Linked DNA regions of Mus musculus: region 1 is linked to region 2. A link is a contact called in ENCODE Hi-C or POLR2A ChIA-PET data. All regions are on one chromosome and are shown on one strand. The core of a region is the stretch at or near the end of the contact, and the rest is flanking DNA. Distances in the headings are between cores, read along the strand shown. Region 1 holds the start of Fhdc1 (FH2 domain containing 1). Region 2 has its middle 44 kb from the start of Fhdc1.

The links. Hi-C counts contacts between places; a loop is a spot of excess contacts on that map. ChIA-PET counts read pairs that join two places held with the same protein, here RNA polymerase II (POLR2A).
Region 1: a map of left cerebral cortex shows a loop between it and region 2 (1.9-fold over the local background). The contact joins the promoter of Fhdc1 here to the enhancer-like site in region 2. A Hi-C loop is called at or near these places in 1 of 37 maps with a recorded cell type or tissue (left cerebral cortex). POLR2A ChIA-PET finds 5 or more read pairs at or near these places in 2 of 5 experiments (Patski and embryonic stem cell).

The regions. Positions count from the first base shown.
Region 1 is chr3:84,478,121-84,481,196 of GRCm38, forward strand. It overlaps Fhdc1 (FH2 domain containing 1), which reads right to left and starts at 1,371. Exons shown (of 12, transcript NM_001205355.1): 1 at 1,229-1,371.
Region 2 is chr3:84,433,777-84,437,189 of GRCm38, forward strand. No RefSeq gene overlaps it. Among named protein-coding and RNA genes, the nearest start is that of Fhdc1, 44 kb to the right of the region's middle. Within about 2 kb of position 2,040, at least 1 of the 3 ENCODE cell types and tissues checked has a DNase peak (open chromatin) inside an H3K27ac peak, as active enhancers do.

The sequences.
Region 1 (3,076 bases), core at 121-2,620, 44 kb after region 2:
TCCACACAATCTCAAAGACACCGAGAGAAATGCAGGTGATGCAAACACCCCGACACATGACATGGTCCCCTGCCTCTCACAGTTGGCAGTTGGCAGCAGAGACAATGGAATCAGCCCCGATTCTGTCTGGGAACCTTCAACTATCCCATCAATCTCCCTAAGACAAACACAGGCAGGCTTGTATTTAACGTCTCCCCTACAGCGAGGAGGCCGTTAAATGCAGAGCTGTCACCAATAGGCTTTCTGATGACAGAACCCATCTTCAAGTCTGCTGAGTGATAACCACCACCGGTCATCAGAGGTGGGGTTACTGTCCCTCCCGCTGGGGATGCTGCTCTGCTGCTCAGCTCAGCATCTTTTAACTCCAATTTCAGTGAGGGATGCTATGATCAAGAACTTAACCTTCAGCGTATGATCAGCCAGCACACAGGGTTAGAATAAGACCATTCCTAAGGGTTCCTGGAAGAGCTGTGTGGCCCCTAGCTCTAACCAGAGCTTTCTCAAAGGAGGGTCTGCACGCTCTGTTCAACAGTAATAAAAAGTGACACAGAGCCAGATGGCTTTCCTCTTGCCTCTTGACATGTGTCACAGATGAGCCTGAGCTGGGAGTGCAGCCCGTCCACCTGAGGAACTGAGGAAGAGGCTAAGCTACATACACAGTATTCTTAGTTGGGAAAAGAGAGAGAGGGCTGGGGGAAGTTCCCGCCTTTCGTTAATACTATTCTCTTCTCTCTACTCACTCCTTAAGGAACATCTCTCCACCTCGACCTGTCTTTTCAAACCCTTTCTTGATCAAGAAATACAGTCAGTTTGCGAGCAGCAGTCTTACCTGGCCCTTCAGCCGGCCTAGAGTACCCACGACGGCAGGTTTAATCTGTCACGTCACATAAACAAACATTCACAGCTGCCTGTTTCTGATAGCACATTTCCAGTCTCTTCTCCCCTAGTTCCCAAACCAGGAAGAATAGGCCCAGGAGAGCCGAAGGATGCTCTCGGAGAGACAGAAGCTCCAGGAAGACAACGGGGACTAAAGAGGGTGCTCGCAGGGTGTCCAACTCAAAGTAGAATTTCTTTAAACACTAGCTCCAGGTCTTTATGAAACTCGCCCGGAACAGGGGAGGGAGGGAGCACCCAGAAAGATTTCTTTCCAGTCAGGATGGACGAAGTCCCAAGTCTTGCCCACTACCTCTTTCGGTCTCTAGCCCCTCGCTTTGGCGAATCCACTCACCAAAAGGCCCTTGGCTCCGCCGGCTCCCGAGGCGCTTAGCCCAAGCCCCCCGAGGCTACCAGCGTCCCGCAGCTGCGCAGCCCAGGATCCCGGGACAGCAGACGAGCTTCGAATGGGCGGTCCCCGCACTAGCTCAGAGGCCGCCTTATCTGGGCCGGGAAGGCGCGCGTCCGCGGCGAAGAGACGCCCACACGCGCCACGCAGGATCCCTAGCAGGGACAGTAGGGACAACCCTCCCGGGAAAGGATGGACTCTCAGCTTCCATGAGTGCCCCGCACTCTCCAGTCTCGGACCATCTCAGAGGCCATGGAGGCCAGCCGCGAAACCCCTGGGGCTTCTTCTGTGCCTATCCGACCGGGGGTGGCTCGTCCTGTCCAAGCTTCCCCGCCCAAACCGGGGTCCCAGCTCTCTATGGAGCTCGTGGTTCACGGAACAGTGGCCGCCAGCCGCTTGGACCACCGCTGCGGCGATACCGTGTAGTCCCCAGCGTGGGCTCCTGGGAGAAGGGCTCTCGGCCGCACTGCGGTTTTGCACCGAGAGAGGGGGAATGAACCCGCGACAGAAACGCAAAAAGGAGTCTCTGGGGCTGGGGAACCGTCACGCTCGGGGACCATGGGTGACTGCCAACCCGCCACTCCACAAGCGCCGACGCCACTTCGGAGGTGAACTTCCAGGGAGGTGTGCAGTCATTGGAAGTCTACCCCCACATCACTATAGCAGGAGCGAGTCCTCGCTAAAAGGGACTTCTGTGACCTGCGCGACCCGCATAAGTGCCACGAAAGCTAATCAAACCTCCGAGGTCCCACCCGCGGACAGCGCTACACCGAGCTCAGGGTCCGATGCCGAGCCAGTCGGGCGCATATGCGCCTCGGGGCACAGGGCCTGCGCTCCAGGATCAGGTCCCCGGAATCCGGAACAGAGCTCGCGCTTCACCGCATCCTCCCCGCGCCGCTGCTCAGCCCAGCATCCCGAACCCAGCCTGGCAGCCCGGGCCCTAGCTCCCGTCGTCCCGCACTCACCGCGCCCCCGCTCCCGGCGCCCGCGCAGCCTCCGCCCGCTGTCCCGGCGCCGCCGTCTCTCCGCAGGACTGCAGGCCGGGGACGGTGAGGGGGCAGGGCGGTGCGGAGGGGCGGGGCCGCTGCAGGTAACAATGCTGCCTACCCGGCTGCTCCTCCAGCCGGCCGCAAAGGACAGCACGCCCTTTCCTGCTCTGCTGCTTCCCTCGCTCCCCCTTCAACCCGAACAGCACCGCCACTGAGCTCGCCCTCGCCAGCTCCGGGCTCCCGAGACTCGAAAGCCGCCGCCCAGCACGCTGCTCCTGGCACCTGAAGACCAGCTCGGGGCTGGGCGGGCAACCACAGAGGACGATGGAAATTGCTGCAGGGAAAAGATGAGCCTTGGTGTCCTAATGGAGCGAAGTGGGAGGCGCCACGGTCGCTACTGAGCAGGTCACCGCCTTCCACAAAAGGAACCTCTGCGGCAGTCTCCTGGACACCCTATCCCGCGCACACGCAAGAACACCCCACGCACATTCGTAGGCACGCATGCACCTTTATATCACACACACACATTCACACACCTCCGCTCCACTCCACAGCTTCTCTTTGGAGCTTAGCGCTTCTCAGGAGGTCCAGAGCGGTGTAGAGGTCTGATCCCCTGTGGAGCACGTCTCTTCTCCCACTTGTTTTCCCACCCTTTCTTTCCCCTTCCCTCCCTTCCCCTTCCTCTCCTTTATTTTCTTTTGTCTCAATGATGGTAACAAACTTTTGAGCTTTATTAAAGAAGAAGAAAAAAAAAAAAGCCTAGCAGAACTGAATGAAGGGGCTCTGTCTGGGAACTGGGAAAGAG
Region 2 (3,413 bases), core at 790-3,289:
ACAGGCATCACATATATTATAGTTGGTGCCTTCTGGGCAAGAATGGGAGTGGAAATTAGAGGTAAAGGGTAGAAATGCAGTAATACCCGCTTGGAAGGGCTCTGCACAGCCTGGTCATAATTGTGCACCGCAATCCACTTTATCCTTTGCTGTCATGGTGTCACCCAAAACAAGGCCATACAATTAATTCCAACCAGCCAACCCGAGACACCTGAGCTTCTCAGGGCAACGGTAATTTTACTCTGTTTTTGAGAGGTCTTAGGAATGACTTCACTCAATTCCCCACCCGAGGACTTAGAATCTTGCAGCTCAGAGGGCAGAAAAACTTGGCCAGACAACTTCACACCGGTGAGAGGAAGAGAGGTTTGCTCTAGCCCTCTGCTGCTCCTTCCAGTCCCAGGCTCTGCAAAGCTCTATCTTCCAAACTCTCAAGACAGTGTTCCCTCTTGTTTGTTTTGAAGGGTTTGGCTGTGTTTGTCTTTGCCCATGGGCACCCAGACTGAAGTAGTGTCCTGTGCTGTGTGCAATCCAAGGGGCAGGTCTCCTAGTGGGTGGGGAGGCTCTGTCCCACTGTAACAGTATTGTTGAATGTTTTTCTCTTTCCAGGACAACGGCCTCAAAACTCAGGTGAGCTCACCCTCTCTGGACAGGTGAGAGCAGGACCCAGGCTTCAGTGGGAGGGATCTTGGTTGGAGGATATGATGTCACTGTGGTACTGAAGCAGCCAAGGGATGGAAGGGACCATCTTTCCCACAGCCTGTACGGTATTCACTGGCTCTCACTGCAGCAAATCCAGAACGCTTGCCCTGTGTGGGCACACCGTGCTGAGGTCAACAGTTTGCTGGGACTGCAGGTCCATAAAGCTGCTGACAGGAGAACTGCACGGGTATCAGCGTGGGCCCTGGCCAGAGTTTACGACCATCCTTGCCTAGCAGATGAGGTAGAACAATGGGTCCTTAGAGAAGCAGGTTTCCAAATGGATTCCTCTTCCTAGTACCCCACAGGTCCTTCATGAATCATATGTTATTGTGTTGTTGTTGTTGTTATTAAATCACTATATATATGAAATTGCACATATCAAAATAATACATTTTCAGACTCTGTAAATGCCCATTGAACCAGCACAGAACATTCCCAGATCACAGCAGCCCCTTTCCATCTGTCCCTTTAACATGACTACTTACCCTCCAAAGAGTAGCTAGCTTCTAACACCACAGACCAGCACAGGGTGTGTGTGTGTGTATGTGTACTGCAGGTTCTTGAGTACATGCATATGGAGATCAGAAGTCTATATCACCCTCTAGCCTGCCCATCTTATTTTGGGGGACAGGATCTCTCACTGAATCCAGAGCTCACCATCTGGCTACACTGACTAGCCAGAACAGCTCAGGGATCCAACTCCAGGACTGAGATCACAGACCGGCCTCACCTCATTTGGCTCTGTATATGGGTGCTGAGGCTCTGAACTCTGGTCTTCATGCTTGCACGGCAAGCAATTTACCCAATGAGCCATCTCCCCAGCTACCCCTTATACCAGTTTTGACCTTATCCACGTCAGGGGCAGAGAAGTCAGCTTCCAAGAAAATCTGCACCAGCTGACTGGGCTCCAGGCTGCTGTACTTGGGAACGCCAGCTAGCACAGGCTGGAGTGTGTAACCTTTCTAAGTCCTTTACTGACATGGACGAGACAGACGTGTCAGTAGTTCTATTTGCGGCTAGCGGGAGATGTAATTGTCTGGAAGAAATCTCTGGAGAAGGTCGATTTAGCAACTAGCAGAATGGAAAGGAAACAAGTCAGCAGTTTTCTTCCCCCAAGGGCTGTTTGTCTTCAAGTTAAATCTATAACAAAGTAACATTCCCAGTTTGTTCTTGGAAAGAACGCCATGTGGTCAAAGACACATATCTTTCAAGATCAAAGCTCCTTTGAAAAGAGCTCCCTTCTCCCTACTGTACTTTAAGTGACAGAGACAAGGGACTAGCCATATTCCCAACCTGGAGACTGCTGGAGCTTAAAAGGAAATAGGAGACTGGCTTAGTAACTCAGCCCCACCCCAAGCTGGCAGGAATCCAGCTGATCAGCAGGGGACTCCTCTGATCAGCTAACCCAGGACCAGCTATACTCAAGCGCTAGCCAGTGGCTGAAGCAATTTGCTGAGCACCATGGGACTTACTGGTGGGAGGAGTCTATATGGACGGGGCGGGGGGGGGGGGCAGATGTGACACAGGCTTGAGGCATAGACTCCCCACCCCCCTACCCCCCACTGAGGCCACAGGAGGAAAGTAAAATCTCTCTGATGTGGCCTCTGAACTTTAAAGACTGGTCACTGGAAGCATGCATCATGCGTGGGTAGCCACACACAAGAAGTCGTGCTTTGCTATGCACACATTTGCTCTTAGATCTTTCTGGAAATTCTCTGGAAGTAGGTGCCAAGCCATCTTTTATCTTGGGAGTGTTTCTTGTTTGTGACAGAGTAGCAGAAGCCATTTAGCTCCCAAAGCTTTTCTTCAGGGTGTCCTCATCAGGGTGCTGAACCCCGGCCAGTCACAAGCACTCACTCAGTAAATCGTCAAGAGGACAGAATTTCCGAAAAGCCAGGTCATCACCAGCTCAGTAGCTTTTGTGCTCCAGAACGTTTCCGAGTTTATTAATTGCTCAAGAGGTGAGTGTGGCCTTTCTTATTTTACACACTTAGATGATAACCCCGTTAGTAAACAGTGAAGCTGGGATTTGAAATTCTAGATGCATTTGGCTCCAGTGTTCTCTACAGAGAAGGTCAGCTCAAAGGCTGGGAGAGGGGAGCGATCTTGGCACCTTAGGTGAAAGTTGCCATGGTGACATGAAACATGCAGAAGTAAAGAGGAAGCACTCAACATCCCTGACACTCTTACAAGAGCTGCCCATTAGCAGCCAAGAACCATGCCTAGGAGGAGCTTGGTGGTCCCTGAGCTGGACCTTCACTGGACAATAAGAAAACCTGTCTAAAGAAGACATGCACATGGCACAGGCCTAACCAGTATAAAATGAAAGGGGAATCTCATGATTCCTTGCCCAGTATGGCCTTCCTCTGTGCCAGTGGCCCTAATGTCTCTCTCCCTCTGTCTTGACTTGCTTACAGCAGGGCACACAGGTTCATTGTTGGCAGAGGGCACACAAGAGCAGAGCCATGAGAAAGCAGGTGACACTGGGATGACGTGCATGGCCCCAGACATGAGGCCTCCTTGTTCCTCATGATCCTAATGAACTTGCTGACTTGAACTTGAGCTCTGGACACACTGCGTCCCTTTGGTCTTTCCTGGCACGAACACAGTGCTCACTGCTATATAGAGGGCACCTTATAAATGTTGGGCAAACATTGCCCCGGAGAGAGGGACTCCGGGAGACCTGGATAGGAGGAAATCTCCTGAAGACTTTG